Regions from separate parts of the Homo sapiens genome. Here region 2 is linked to region 1. Evidence: chromatin loops called from intact Hi-C (ENCODE). Cell type or tissue: heart right ventricle. All regions are shown on one strand. Links, peaks and the distances in the headings refer to the core of each region. The heading gives the core; the rest is flanking DNA.

Region 1 (7,899 bases), core at 1,278-6,277:
CCATTTAGGCCTTGCCTTGGGGTTTTTATACATTGGCATAATTCTAGGCGCTGCATTTCTTCTGTCCTCGTTACTGGTGGAGGGTGTCCAAGTTCTTGGTGTCTGGCACAAAGAAATGGACAAAACACACAAACAAAGCAAGGAAAGAATGAAGCAATGAAAGCAGAGATGTATTGAAAGTGAAAGTACACTCCATAGAGTGGGAGCACACCCAAGCACAGGGCCTCAAGATCCCCATTACAGAATTTTTAGGGGGGTTAAATACCCTCTAAAGGTTTCCCATTGGTTACTTGGTACACTCTATGTAGGTGAAGTAGTGGGCCACAGTCAGTCTGATCGGTTGTGGAAAGCAACCAATCAGAGGCTGAAGTGAAGTTGCAAAGTTACACTCCTATGCAAACATCTGATTGGTTGCTCTCCACATCTGGTTGCTGTCTACAACCAATCAGAGATACTTTCAATTTTCCATCTTTCATGCAGAAAAGCAGGGGGTGAGGGGTGCAAAGGGAGTAGCCTCTGGTCCTTTTGTTACTTTAGTGTGGAAAGTTGGGGGTTTTCTTTTCGTTTAGTTCTAGGAAGTCAGCGTGAATTGGCCTTAGGTTCCCTGCCTCCAGACCCTATTCTCCTGAGTCACCCTGATTCTTCCTTGGAGTGGACTGTCCACATGTGCAGTGGCCTGCCAGCACTTGGGAGGGGCTGTGATATGGTTTGGCTGTATCCTCACTCAAATCTCAACTTGAATTGTATCTCCCAAAATTCCCACATGTTGTGGGAGGGACCCAGGGAGAGGTAATTGAATCATGGGGCCCAGTATTTCCCGTGCTATTCTTGTGATAGTGAATAAGTCTCACAAGATCTGATGGGTTTATCAGGGGTTTCCACTTTTGCTTTCTTCCTCATTTTCCCTTGCTGCCACCATGTAAGATGTGCCTTTCACCTCCCACCATGATTCTGAGGCTTCCCCAGCCATGTGGAACTGTAAGTCCAATTAAACCTCTTTTTCTTTCCCAGTCCCCTGTATGTCTTTATCAGCAGTGTGAAAACAGAATAATACAGTACAATTGGTACCATTAGAGTGGGACACTGCTGAAAAGGTACAAGCAAATGTGGAAACAACTTTGGAACTGTGTAAAGGGCAGAGGTTGGAACAGTTTGGAGGGCTCAGAAGAAGACAGGAAAATGTGGTAAAGTTTGGAACCTCCCAGAGACTTGTCGAGTGGCTTTGACAAAAATGCTGATAGTGATATGAACAATAAGGCTGAGGTGGTCTCAGATGGAGATGAGGAACTTGTTGGGAACTGGAGCAAAGGTGACTCTTGTTATGTTTTAGCAAAGAGACTGGCAGCATCTTGCCCTTGCCCTAGAGATTTGTGGAACTTTGAACTTGAGAAAGATGATTTAGGGTATCTGGTGGAAGAAATTTCTAAGCAGCAAAGCATTCAAAAGTTGACTTGGGTGCTGTTAAAAGCATCCCATTTTAAAAGGAAAACAGAGCATAAAAGTTCAGAAAATTTGCAGCCTGATGATGCAGTAGAAAAGAAAAACCCATTTTTTGAGGAGAAATTCAAGCTGGCTGCAGAAATTTGCATAAGTAGCAAGGAGCCTAATGATAATCCCCAAGACCATGGGGAAAATGTCTCCAGGCCATGTCAGGGACCTTTACGGCACCCTCTCCCATCACAGGCCTGGAGGCCCAGGAGGAAAAAGTGGTTTTGTGGGTTGGGCCCAGTTGTGTGCAGCCTAGAGTCTTGGTACCCTGTTTCCCAGCTGCTCCAGCTGTGGCTGAAAGGGGCCAACATAAGGCTTGGGCTATGGCTTCAGAGGGTGGAAGTCCCAAGCCTTGGCAGCTTCCACATGGTGTTGAGCCTGTGGGTGTATGGAAGTCAAGATTGAGGTTTGGGAACCTCCGCCTAGATTTAAGAAGATGTATGGAAATGCCTGGATGCCCAAGCAAAAGTTTGCTGCAGGGGCAGGGATCTCATGGAGAACCTCTGCTAGGGCAGTGTGGAAGGGAAATGTGGGGTCAGAGCCCCCACACCGAGTCCCTACTGGGGCACTGCCTAGTGGAGCTGTGAGAAGAGGGCCTCTGTCCTCCAGACCCCAGAATGGTAGATCCGCTGACAGCTTGTACCATGCACCTGGAAAGGCTGCAGGCACTCAACACCAGCCTATGAAAGCAGCCAGGAGGGAGGCTGTACCCTGCAAAGCCACAGGGGTGGAGCTGCCCAAGACCATAGGAACCCACCTGTTGCATCAGCGTGGCTTGGATGTGAGACCTGGAGTCAAAGGAGATCATTTGAGAGCTTTAAAATTTGACTGCCCTGCTGGATATCAGACTTGCATGGGCCCTGTAACCCCTTTGTTTTGGCCAATTTCTCCCATTTGGAACAGCTGTATTTACCCAGTACCTGTACCCCCATTGTATCTAGGAAGTAACTAGCTTGCTTTTGATTTTACAGGCTCATAGGCAGAAGGGACTTGCTATGTTTCAGATGAGACTTTGGACTGTGGACTTTTGGGTTAATGCTGAAATGAGTTAAGACTTTGGGGAACTGTTGGGAAGGCATGATGGGTTTTGAAATGTGAGGACCTGAGATTTGGAGGGGCCGGGGTGGAATGATATGGTTTGGCTGTGTCCCCTCTGAAATCTCAACTTGAATTGTATCTCTCAGAATTCCCGAGTGTTGTGGGAAGGACCCAGGGGGAAGTAATTGAATCATGGGGGCAGGTCTTTCCCATGCTATTCTTGTGATAGTGAACAAGTCTCACGATATCTGATGGGTTTATCAGGGGTTTCTGCTTTGGTTTCTCCCTCACTTTCTCTTGCTCCCACCATGTAAGAAGTGCCTTTCACCCTCTGCCATGAATATGAGGCCTCCCCAGCCATGTGGAACTGCATGTCCAACTGAACCTCTTTTTCCTTCCCAGTCTCGGGTATGTCTTTATCAGCAGAGTGAAAATGGACTAATACAGGCCATATGCACAATGTGTTTACTGAAGATTGTGTACGTGCTCATTTGAGGCATTTTTCCCTTACCAGTTGAATGTTCCTAGAGGAAGGTCATGTGCCAGTTAAACTCCACCATTTTGCCTCTTAGTGAACAGGCTGGGGCCCACTCACCCAACTCCTGAGATCTTATCAGGAAGCGGCTGGTACCAGTTTCAGGTGTTTCCCATCTACTGGGAGGCTGCCTTTCCCTGGCACCTCCCAGCTGTGACCAATTATTATTTTAGAGAGACAGTCGAACAACCACCTGACCATCACCTGATGGTTGCCTGACATTCCTGGGGTAGGGGGCCTTTCCCGCCCTGCTCATGTCTGCCTAGCTACCCACATTTTTTTTCACAATCTGTTCAATGTCTTATACCTGCTGTAACATTAGTGCTCTGTGAGGGGAGGAGGAAACCAGGAAAAAGGAAAGATGAGGGAGGGAAGGGGAGAGGAGGGGAGAAGCCCATGATTAGGAGGGTGCCCTGTATTAGCGAGGACTCTGCTGGAGTTGATGGAGCCACTTCCTAGACAAGCACTAGGAGTATATAGCCATGGAGATCATCTTCCTCAGGCCTTCTGTTTGTGTGTGGGGGGAGTGTGTGTGTGTGTGTGTGTGTGTGATCTAGAGCTGTAACACCCACTATGGTACTCGTTAGTCCCCTGCCTCTGTGTTCCTCACACACGCTTGGCCATATTTCACATGCTCAGCAGCCCTTGTGACTAGTGGCTACTGTATTGGACAGCAAAGATATGGAACGGTTCCATCATCCCTGAGAGTTCTGTCAGACAGCCCTCAGAGAGCCTGGCACACTGTGCCCTCTCATTGTAGTATTTTGAGCGACAGGTACTTCTGTGAAGTGACTGGCCATCTTAATGCCTCCTTCAAAACTTGAATCATTATCGTCAAAGTTCGTCACACCATGGTATTGCAATTTGTCTGTCCCTTAGAGCTCTCTGCTGATACCCCTCCCGTGGAACTGGTGCTAAAATAACACCGACCATTCTTGGACTGCTTTTTAAGGTAGCAGAGCATCTCACACAAGCCTCTCTTTCCACTTCAGCAAAGCCAGCTTGCCTCCTGCGCTGGGCGTGTGTGTTTCTGACTGACCTCTCCCTACTAGATTCTGAGAAGGCTGTGGACACAGACACAATGGGCATGCTGCACTTTGTTCCAGCAGCTTCTCTGAACTTTCTCTCATCTGACATAATGTAAATGGGGTCTAATTGATGTTCTTCTTTGTATTATCTAATTATCAAGAGAATATTTGACTTAAGTTTATCTACTAAGTAGCCTTTAAAGGTTGGCCTCAGAATTTCTGAATGAATGAGAAGAATATAAAAAAGAAAGGTTTAAAGAAAAGCATTATATGAAGCTTAGAGAAAAAAATGAAATACTGAAGGTGTGATAGTGAGAAGAATGGGGCATTTTTAGGGAGACAGCAGGCCTGAGAAGCGATCCTGTCTCCAGGCCTCACACATGCTCAGGGCTGCTGGGGTGATGAATTCTATCAGCTCTTCTCCAGTTCCAGACCTCATTATTAGAGAGCGAACTCAAGTAAGAGCAAGGTCTCCAAAAGCTTCATGATTCCAGGGTCTCAGAAATGAAAATGAAAGGCAATGAGTACCTGCAGCTAGCATCTATCTAGAATGGAGAAGACAAAAATTAGAGAACTGGATGTTTCTCGACCTTGCGTTTTATAAAGGGGAGTTATGAAACATGTAAACCATCAGGTAAATACATTTTAACTTATCTGTGAAAGGAAATGCAAACAAATTTTATTATATTAAACACTATTTTGTCTTAATACAAGGAATTCAAAATTCCTTGTATTCAAGGAATGAGGATAAATCCTTGATGGAGTTACTGTTGGCTGAAAGGGTATCATTGGAGAGTGTGGATCATGAGTAATGTAGGTTAGCTCTAGGAAATGCTGGGGATGTCTCTCTTGTTTTAATCATATAATCACTGTTTTTTACCCAGTTAATCAATTTACAAATGTAACTGTGGTACAACTTAAGAATTTACTAAAATTCTCTTGCAATTAACTGTAAAAAATTGATATCATTCATAATCCCTGCATTTTTCTTATATTTTTACTGCTGTCATAGTCTAAATTTATATAGCTCTAAAAGATTAAAAGTGTTGTTCTTCAGTACCAACCTTGGATAGTATCTTTTGAGAATATTATATACATGCACTTGCGCACACACACATGCATGCCTGCTAGAAATTTTCCATAAAACACCTGAGGTTATCATTATACATTTTGTTCTTTTATGTCAGAGATGGTGAGGAAGAGATAAAATTTTTAAATCTTTGCTGTATTCTCCCAGATTCCTAGGTGTACTATTAATATAATCATCATTTCTAGCTTGAGTTTCCTAATGAATTTAAATGAGTAAAACTTGTGTATTCCAAAATAAAAGGTTTTTTCCTCTTGTCATAGATATGTACCTTTACCAGAGAGGCATCATTTTACAAGACACTTCTTGCAGTCTCTAGTCCAGAAGATTCTCAGACAAATATTCTTATATTTAAGAAAAAGAAGAATAAAAGAAAACAACAGAACAAAAGACCAAGCCCCTCCGGTTTGGCTGGGACTGGTATAAAACAACTTAGTTGACTTCTGCTTCCAAACCCTGGGGAAAGCGTGAAAATGTAGTGCTCCACTTTAAGAAGGTGGCAATTTCAGCTGCTTTTCTAGAAAATGCTCCCAGGCAGTGGAGTGCTTGCAAGCAGAATGTTGTTTTTACCATTTCAAATCAGAATTTCTGATTCTGATATTGAAGCCTTGGTGTTTTGAAAGGAAGTAAACAGTATTCTTAATATAAGTTGTCAGCATCTTATTTTGTACAGCTGACAAAGAGAACGATGACATCAAAATATTGCTAAGGACATTTGAAAATACTACCTCACTTTGATAGGTGAGGTGGACCCTGGGTGTCCTTTTTAGATGGATGTCAGACAAGTTTATTTTAGTTTTTGTTAAAATAGGGGGTTAGCAATAATACTCAAACTTGTATGGAATTCATGTAGAATATGGATAAATTATTATTTGAAATAAATTGCATCAGTTCTTATCTGTATGAAAATAGGACTTTTGGCACACAATTTACATTTTATTTGCATGAATTTACATAGAGAATAAAGTGAAGTAGGTGTATTTGTTAACATAGGAATATTTAAAGATGACAATATTGGGACTACAAGATGTAAATTTACTTTTGAGTCAAGGTCCAGGATTAGATACGAAATTTTTTTTTCCAAATGAGTAGAACACAGACTCCAGAAGACTTGATCTACCTCTGTGTCATAAAACATACACAGGTAATTTATTGAAGAACCAATAATTATATTATTTACATTGAGAGCCAGATATTGTTACAATGTGAAGGCCTCTTGCCCTAGAACTCCTGTGTGGGACACAGGGCACAGCATACATGACTGAAGTGTCAAACCTGAAACAATACAAATAGAAGAGGAGCATTTACTGCTCAGAAGTTGGGGGGGCGGGTATCAGATAAATCTAATATATTTTTGGGTGCTCTTAGTGGAAACTTATAGGACAACTCACCCTCTATTCAGGATTTACCTGGAATTGTTCGGTCAGCCCAAAAATAATGATGGAAATTATTTTAGATGTTTTCTTCTTTTCACGTCTGTTCCCCTTTGTGAGTGAATGTGTGTGTGTGGCGGGTGGGGGGTGTCAGTCTCACTAGTCAGGTTTAAGGCCTGGAACTCACCTGAACTGGACATCCAGACTGACCGCTCACTCTGCAGTATGAGGCAAATCGCCCCACTATTCCTAACTTCATTTCTTCATCTGTAAATGAGAGCTCTTTACACTACAAAAGATTCAATTTTATGATGAGATTCAAACAGACATAGTCTTTATTCACTAAAGAGTATAATATCATGTTTTGGGAAGTACAATGGCAGAAAATATAAGGAGAAATAAAATAATATAAGGAGACTTTAATTCACCCATTTCAGAGAGTGATGGAGTAAACAGGCAAAACAGACATAAGAATATACAGAATCTGAATAACATGATTTAAGAAAAGGAGGAAGAGTGACTAAAGATATACATCAAGTTGAAAACAGAATAAATCTGCCTAAAAGCACTTTTCAAAACTCTACCGTTAGGCCACACACAACTCAGTAAATTCTCAAAACAAAACATCAGACCTACTCTTTGATCAAAATGCAATGAAATAAGAAATTGTTGAGAAAAAGTCCAGTCACCTAGAACAAATGCAAAAACGTTTATAACTATCACTCTAGCACTTAAGCAATCATGGGATCAGAGGAGAACCCAGACCTGAATCTCAGAAAATCTAGACTTAGTATAATGAGAACACTGAAGAGATAAACTTTTAGGATATCATAGTACATATGTTCAGAGAGAAATCTATACCTTACTCAGTAAGAAATAATGAAAGTGAACTAATTCAACTTTCAACTCAAAAAGTTATACAAATTTTTAAAAATGATTACCAAAGGGAAGAAATACCAAACTTAATGATGAAATGAGTGAATTGGAACACACACACACACACACACACACACACACACACACACACAGAGAGAATTCCAGTAAATTGTTAAGAGTATCCATGCATTGATATTTTGAAGCAAAATAATAATACTACAACAATAAAGCAATAGGTACACGTATAGCTGATAAACTGTTTTGGATGGTCCATGCATTATTCTGAGACTTAAGACACCCCTTCTGGAAGGAACTAGAGGTGCAGCTCTTGGAATTCTTGTTCGGTTGGTCTGACTTTACATGTAATCGTTTGTTTTGCATCATTGACCTTCCTTTTAATTGAGGCCTGTGGGAACACTTTGGGCCCCTGATCTCTTAGGCATGTATCTCTTGTTATCCTTGGAAGTAGCCTTT
Region 2 (7,899 bases), core at 1,194-6,193, 150 kb after region 1:
CTCAAATACCATCGTATATGAAATGACTTTTAAACCTCTAGGTGAAAGGTATTCTCATTCATACATGCTCACTTGTTAGGAGACTCAGGGGAACAAGTCAAAGGCAGGCATCTCTTTCGGCCTCTCAGCACCTTCTTATTTCATTCTCAGGTAAATCAGCTGCTCCACCAATACAATTTTTGTGGATTGGTTGCTCTCTCTGGCCAGGTCACTTTTCATTTCCAGACCTCAGCCAAGACTGCATTCTTGCTCAGCACCCCTGGTTGCTGGTCCTAGACACACCTGCCCAGAGTCATACCTGCTGTTGCCCTCTGACCCTCTACAGCATCCCTCTCCAAGATCCCAACCACAAAATACCTCCTTTGAATTAGCTTCTCTCCTGGTCCATTTGTAGCATCATCCCCATCCCTCACTTCTACTGTGTGTGATCTCTGTTTTTTGTCCTCAACTTGAGCTGTCTTTCCCTAGTCTCGTGCTCTAAAACCACCCCATGGACATCACACCTTAAGACTTTGCCCTTACTCCCAGGTAGGTAGGTAAATAATTCCCTCAGCATGTCATCTCCCTAAGCCCTCATCTCCAGACCATTTTTTGCCTATTTGTTAAGAACCTTCCTTTATAACTTAAACATCCTTCGGGAATATAACGTAGGGTCCAGAGCACAGACCTGGGAGCCAGGCAGCCTCATTAGGAGTCCTGACTGTGCTACCTTCGGGCAAATCTCTTAGGCAAATTCCATTCCCTTTTTGTGCCTCCTTTTCCTTACTTAAAATCCTTACAACAGTGCCTGGCATGTAGTAAGCACTGCCTGAGTGTTGGGCCATGGAGGACGTGTTCAGGCTTGGTCAGACAAAGGGAAGGAGGACTGGATTTTAGTTACTGGGAACAGAACAAGCAGAGATTTTTGCCCCAATATTTAATAATCTATTCTTTACCTGCAACATTATGTTACCTCCAGGGCTATTCAGGTCAGCCTTAACAAAAATCTGCCTTCCGGTTTCCCACTGATTCCCTAGTATCATCTCTCCCATTCTTGCCTCTGCTTCAATCCATTATGCACTTCTTTCCCAGCTTGTGTTTCTCCTTTGTATCTTCACTAGTTTGCTAGCACTCTCATTTGAACCTTGAGTAGGTAAGAGCTTTTTACTTACATTTCAGAGCAGTTTATAAATAGGCTGCTTAGTTTCAGCCAGCAGGTACAAGCTTTCATTAAATTCTTCCTCCTTCCCATAGTGCTGTTATCTGGAGCTCCCAGGAAAAAAAAAAATGGAAAAGTTGAGAATTATGTTTTCCTAGTCATTAAGACAGCATAGTTTGAGGCCCAAGCAGCAGTTTTTATTTTCCTTACCAAGAATTGACCAATGATTTTGACCAATAATCTATACCTATAAAAATTTTCCCTTCTGAAAAAAATACTCCTAAAGACACGTAGATCATTAGCTATGATTAAGAAAGCCAAGGTCCAAAAATAATTCAGAAACAACATTCAGATTCACTCTGGATGAAAATTACTCTAGCGTATCAATTAATTTTCTCACCAAGAAAGAAATGAGAACATGAGCAGCAATGCTACCTTTGATAGAAATAATGTATCAAGGTGGGGGAAGGGGGACTCCCTTTTCTGTTCAAAATCTGAAATGGAATTACCTCTGGAATATTTTAAAAAGCTTCCCCCCCAAAAAAATATTCAGTTATCTGAAGAATTTCCTGCATTGTGACAGCAACATAATTAAGCATATTTAACATTTTCTTTGGATTTCTATTCATCTGTCGTCATTTTCAGTTTTGAATAGCATAATGGAAGCCACTAAAAAGAGGAAGCCATTAAAGAGAAATCATTTTTCTGTGGTATATGAAAGTTGTCACCATAGTGTTAAGATGGGAAATATTCTACAATAAAGTATGGCTCAATAATGGGATTCAGCAATACTATCATACTTCAGAAATGTGGCCACAATCATTTATCCTTGCATTCCTCCAAAGAATTAACACCAGTATGTCTTAATAAATTTACATGGCCTTTAAATAAATTTCAGATGGGCAGGGTGCGGTGGCTCATGCCTATAATCCCAGCACTTTGGGAGGCTGAGGCAGGCAGATCACCTGAGGTCAGGAGTTCAAGACCAGCCTGGCCAACATGGTGAAAACCCATCTGTACTAAAAATACAAAACTTACTCAGGCACAGTGATATGCACCTGTAGTCCCAGCTACTTGGGAGGCTGAGGCAGGAGAATTGCTTGAACCTAGCAGACAGAGGATGCAGTGAGCCTAGATTACATAATTGCACTCCAGCCTGGGTGTTAGAGGAAGACTCCATCTCAAAAAAAATAAAATTCAGATGATCTTGCCATTCCCAGGTTAGAATAAAATATGACACAATGAAGCCTCACTGTATCATTGAGGAGTGTTTAGTATGAGGAAATCAGCCTACAGAAAGACTGAAAAATCAGAGGCAGTAAGTTCCCTGAAGAGTCCTGGGCTATTTGGGAAGTGGGAGGGGTCACCTAGCCTCAGAAACTTGCTGTGTCTGGTTTTCATCACTGCCATTGTGTTCCGTCACTCCTCAATCCTGTGCTCAGTGTTTTCCCTTTCAAATGGCTTATTAGAGGCTCTGCAGAATGTTCCTAAATATTACCCGTGATAACCAACAGGATCTTGAGAGTGTGGTGACAGCCTACTCGAGTCAGTCTTCTTCAAACGCTAGCTTCAGGAAAGTTGTTCTATTCCCTAACACTGTTTTTTTTTTAATCCCCACCCACACAAACACACACGTTAGCAGCTTGCCTTTTATAGTTGATAATTAAGAAAAGGGTTGTGTTGGGGTTTCAAGTGTTGGTGTTACCACTGACTTCTCTAATTCACTAGCAGTGATTCGGTTATCTACGACTGGGTAGTCTTTAAGCATTTGCTCCTTAAAATGTAACTGTATTCTAGTGACAGCACTTCCACAGTGGCTATTCCTGAAGTAGAAAGTAGCCGTGTAGAGAAAATTACGGATTCCAAATGCAGTTATTTCCCACAGCAGTGTAAAACAGGTTTGAATACAAGTGTCATTTACTTGAAGAAGAGGCTTACCATATCGTTACAAGTAAGGAGTTTCCTTCATGCTGGAAACGAAGGCCTTAATTTACAAGACTGTGTTTCCTCGTGACGTGAGCAACTTGAGCCTCCCTTAACAAAATCGCATCAGTTTTCATATTACTGTCCATGGTAGGAGTAAAAGACTTAAGGAAATTGTCATCTTTCTGCTGAGGTGATGAAGCCTTCAGCCGGTTTCCTCAATTGCCCCTCGGTTGTTACTGGCATTTCTGATATGATAGCTTTAAACCAGTTACTAAGAAATAATTACTTAGTAGTTATATTTACTAATATGGATAGAAAACATCATTTTCAAATTCTGCATCTTTTGGCCTATTCACATAAATGGGAAAACATAGTAAATTAATTAATTTCAGGGTAAATCATATCATCTCTTATCCCTCTTAAGCATATGTGTGATGAATATAGTAGCTTTGATCCAATCTCTGGACTTTTTTAAAATAGCAATGAGATAGATGTCATTTTTGCCAGCTATTATGAGTATAAAATTAGCATCTGAAATGAACTAATTTATAGCACGTTTCTCAATGTGTATTTTCTGAAACTATGCCGTTGACTCTGTACGGGGCATTTTCCATGACCTCTGGGAGTCTTTATGAAACCCAGGCTTCTGAGTGGCTCTGTCTGTGGTTTCTCTGCTTCTGTGCTTCTGCAAAAAATTCTAATTGAAAGGTGTGAATTTCATGTGACAGAGACCTTGCTTCAGACTAATTGAATGTTCTTGGCTCCTATGCTGACCTGTCATGAGGAAACAACCTCTGGCTGTGTCCACAGCTGGGTAGACCTGGGAAGTCTATTCTGCACTGTAAAGAAAGCCAGAAGCTCAATGAAGAGGCCAGATTGTTTAGGCCGTCTATCAAGTTTAAGAAAAGGGTGGGGTGGCAGGAGCTGGGCCAAAGTGCAGGGGAGTGGGCACCCTGTGTGGGAAGCAGGAGTGCAGGTCTCACTCCGGTGGGAGCTCGTAGCTCCACTAGCAGGACTCTCTTTAAATAGGAGGTTGAAACGCAACATAGAGGGGCTAATTCTATTCCTTCATTATCCCTTTGCTTCATAATTTGTTCTTTAACTTATGCAAGTTACTTGTTCCTGCCATTTAAACATTTCAAGTGTTTTGCTTTCGTTCTTCCTTTTTTTTCCCAAAACACACACACACACACACACACACACACACACACAGAATATTGAAACCTTTTTGTTCCTTTGACTGTTGATAAATAGGAAAAAGATACAGTGTCTGTGCATGTTGCATCGGGAGATATTTATTCTAGAAGAGAATAATAGATGACAGAACAGAATAGCTTTTGTGTGACTTGGAACTGGAGTTTATTTTTAAAAAAAAAATTTTTTTTTTGAGATGAGATGTCACTTTGTCCCTCAGCCTGGAGTACAGTGGCACAATCGCAGCTCACTGCAACCTCAAACTCCTGGACTCAAGTGTCTTCGGAGTAGCTGGGACTACAAGCAGGAGCCACCAAGGCTGGCTTTTTTTTTTTTTCCTCAAAGAAAGGAGTCTTGCTGTGTTGCCCAGGCTGGTCTTAAACTCCTGGTTTCAAGGGATCCTCCTACTTTGGCCTCCCAAAGCACTGGGGTTACAGGTATGAGCCACTGCACCTAGCCCTTGGAACTTAGTTTCCGACAGGACCTGAATCCCATAACGAAGAGCACAGAGCCTTTTGCATGTTTGATCTCACTTCAGTCTTCTTAAAAGTTAGTGTCATTCATTGTTTCTTTTTTCATAATTCTAATAATTTTTAAAGAAAAGACTGAAGTCTATGGAATACCAAGAATACTCATTTCTTTTACTTGTATAACAAAGAACTTTTCATAGTTCTAATAATTTTTAAAGACTGAAGTCTGTGAAATAGTAAGAATACTCATTTCTTCTTTTACTTGCATAACAAAGAAGACTAGCCTTAATTTTATTTTCTATTTGACCCATATATTTTCTAATCATCACAGCCCACTGTGCTTGCTGCCTGTAATTAGCATAAGGTGAGACCAGGCCAAGGAGCCCAGAGAACACCAAGAGGTCAGTGGTGGGAGAGCATATTTGAGTACACACATTTGATTTGTGTGAACAGAGAGAAACCTGAAAAACAGGCAGGAGGGCCTCCTCAGAAAGCTAAGCAGAGGGAAATTTGGTGTGGGCACAGACACCTGGGCATGCTTCCCCAAGCAGCACAGCCAGCAATTGCCATCCTCCGCCTCACTAGCCTTGGTGTATGCGAGAGGGAACACAAATCAGCCCAGGCAAGGGCGGCTTGAGGAGCAACTCATCCTGTGTGCACCGCTGCTTCTGGCTTCTCTGCAAAGCCAGGAAAATGCTGGAAATATGCACAACTCCTACAAGAAGAAAATAGCCCATGAGCTACTTCTTCATTGAGTTTGCCCAAAAGTGAAATGTGAAAAGAAGTGCACAGGCCGGGCACTGTGGCTCATGCTTGTAATCCTGGCACTTTGGGAGGCCGAGGTGGGCAGATCACCTGAGGTCAGGAGTTCGAGACCAGCCTGGCCAACATGACAAAATCCTTTCTCTACTAAAAATATAAAAATTATCAAGGGGTGGTGGTGCAAGCCTGTAATCCCAGCTACTCAGGCAGCTGAGGCAGGAGAATCGCTTGAACCCAGGAGGCAGAGGTTGCAGTGAGCTGAGATCATGCCATTGCAATCCAGCCTGGGCGACAAAAGTAAAACTCCATCTCAAAAAAAAAAAAAAAAAAGCGCAAACTAATTTATTTATACGTTTTCAACAAAAGAATCAAAAGTATACAATATGGTGTACACCTGAGACGGGGATGCTTTGTTTCACTTCCTGGGGGGAATCCTGGCCTCTCACCCTCCCAGAGTGGGTGGGATGACACGTGGCCTTAGGCCTAGGAGAGTTTCTGCTGAGAAGCAGGAAGAGCTGTCTGCAGGGTGCAGGGAGCACATAAGCCTGTGAAAACAGGTGGTTCCCAGAACAAGCCACTTGGCCCTGAGAGCACCCCACAACGCAGACTGACTTTTCTATGTCTGTCAGCACGTCAGCCACTCCATGAGGGGAGCCCTCGGCGGTGCCTAGGAGCCAGCATCTGTGCTGAGCTCTGTGCCAGGGACAAGGCAGCTTTCTGTGCCAGGGACAAGCAGGGTGAGCAGCAGCCCTGTTTTCCCAGAGAGGTGAGTGTGGCCCCTGGAGGCGACGTGTGCCTTTACTGCCTGCCAGGCAGAGCCCAGGTGGCTGTCATTCCTGTACCCTAAGGTGCTCCTTTGACTAGGTCTCCAAGGGTCCCACGCAGGATCCCTGGAAGCAATGTTTATTTTGAGATAAATCTGACAATACCTCCAGGGACCTGTCTTGAGATTCAGATGCTGAGTATTGCAACACAGAGGCTTACCTTGCTAAAGAAGAGACAACCCTTCTTTTCAGGATTATCTGGCCACACCCTGCCCCCAAAGTGTGACTTCTGCCTGTCACCTTCTAAACAGGAATGTACAGGCAGTGTGAGAAATAACCCACTATTGAAGGATTGGAGGAAAAAAATGCCCCTGGTGTGGTAGGCTCTAGGATCAGCACCCCAGCTCCACCCTGGGCTGCTGAATCACTTTTGTCAAGTTACATTGTGTCTCTGAGACTGCTGTGTTATCTGTCAGAGAGGGCTAATAGCACCATCCTTCATGAAGTCACTTGGAGTGAATAAAGCAGATGATTAAGAGGGGCCCAGCACAGGCTTGTTCCCTGGCCTCTGGCAGGGATCATTCCATTTGATCCCAGACTTGTCATTCTGATTGTACACTCCTGGATGACAGGCACGGTGCTGTGCCCTGGGCTGGCTGTGTGTCCACATGAGCCTGGGAACCTTGGAGACACACTGGACCTCAAGAGTTTTTTCAGTCAGGGGTCTCTCTGTTCAAGTTGACCCCTGTGGACCCTCTGCTCAAATGGTGTGCCCAGGGGTCGGGAATGGGGCACATTCCCAGAGAAAAGGGAGGCACAATCCATGAGGCATTCATTCATAGCATGGACAGAGTTGGGGGAGCTCCAGGCTTTCCTTCATCCAAGAAGGATCCACTCTTTTGCCCCTTCCCAAGAGTTATTCCTGCCCCGTTGGTTGTCAGCAAACAGCTATTGAGCACCTCTGTGTACCAGGTGCTGTGCCGGGGGGTGGAGGTTACAAAAACAAATAGAATATGGTGTCTGCCCTCCCAGAGGTAGGTCGTGCTCAGATTTTAAGGCTGATAGCTTATATTCGTTCCCCTGCCCCTCCCGTTGTGGGAGTTGAGAGAGCAGCACGCAGACCTGCTCAGGCTTTTGGACTGGTTGCACTGCCCTCCACCGTAGGCCTGGGTGCCCATATAGCTGAAGCCAGGGCTAACTTCCACATCCATTAGCTCCTCACAACCAGTGCTACATCTACTGTTGGAATTAAAGTACAATTAAACCACGTCCTCAGGCACTGTAATGGCTTATTTTGTGTCCTACTCACAGATGTATAAGGGAGTAGGGCCTTTCAGTTTTGTGCATGCCCAACCCAGCAGGACTTGTTGCTCAGTATCTGCACGTGGAGAGCAGGGTAGGAAGTGACCGGGCAGGAGGATGCCTAAAAAGAAGAAACTTCAAAATAAGAGCCACTCCAGTCTCCTGGTCAGGTTGATGCTGGTGTTCCTTCAGTTATGGTGTCTCCTCTGCCAGTAAAGGTCTAAAAATACATGCTGGGTGATTGGGGTGTAGTATCGATCAAAATAAGTTAATTAATGATGTCTCAAGCTGTGTGAAGCAGATAATAAACTAAAAGATTGCTCTCTAGCCATCAAAAAATAAG

What was found. Peaks named below come from ENCODE experiments on the same cell type or tissue, not always from the same donor. Only the 100,000 strongest peaks of a DNase experiment are listed, where the experiment ranks them.
Region 2: it touches region 1 in a loop (8-fold over the local background); 8 of 110 quality-filtered maps call a loop at or near these places.

The regions. Positions count from the first base shown.
Region 1 is chr18:6,129,047-6,136,945 of GRCh38, reverse strand. All of the region lies in intron 14 of L3MBTL4 (L3MBTL histone methyl-lysine binding protein 4), which reads left to right. Among named protein-coding and RNA genes, the nearest start is that of L3MBTL4-AS1, 120 kb to the left of the region's middle. In heart right ventricle, for the core only: no CTCF peak of the experiment used is centred there; a DNase peak (open chromatin) is centred at 3,749.
Region 2 is chr18:5,978,352-5,986,250 of GRCh38, reverse strand. The region is part of intron 16 of L3MBTL4 (L3MBTL histone methyl-lysine binding protein 4); the gene reads left to right. LOC121725015 (a long non-coding RNA gene) reads right to left here. Exons shown (of 3, transcript NR_172505.1): 2 at 1,152-1,248. Among named protein-coding and RNA genes, the nearest start is that of TMEM200C, 87 kb to the right of the region's middle. RefSeq lists enhancers at 5,837-5,926, 6,127-6,296. In heart right ventricle, for the core only: no CTCF peak of the experiment used is centred there; a DNase peak (open chromatin) is centred at 6,160.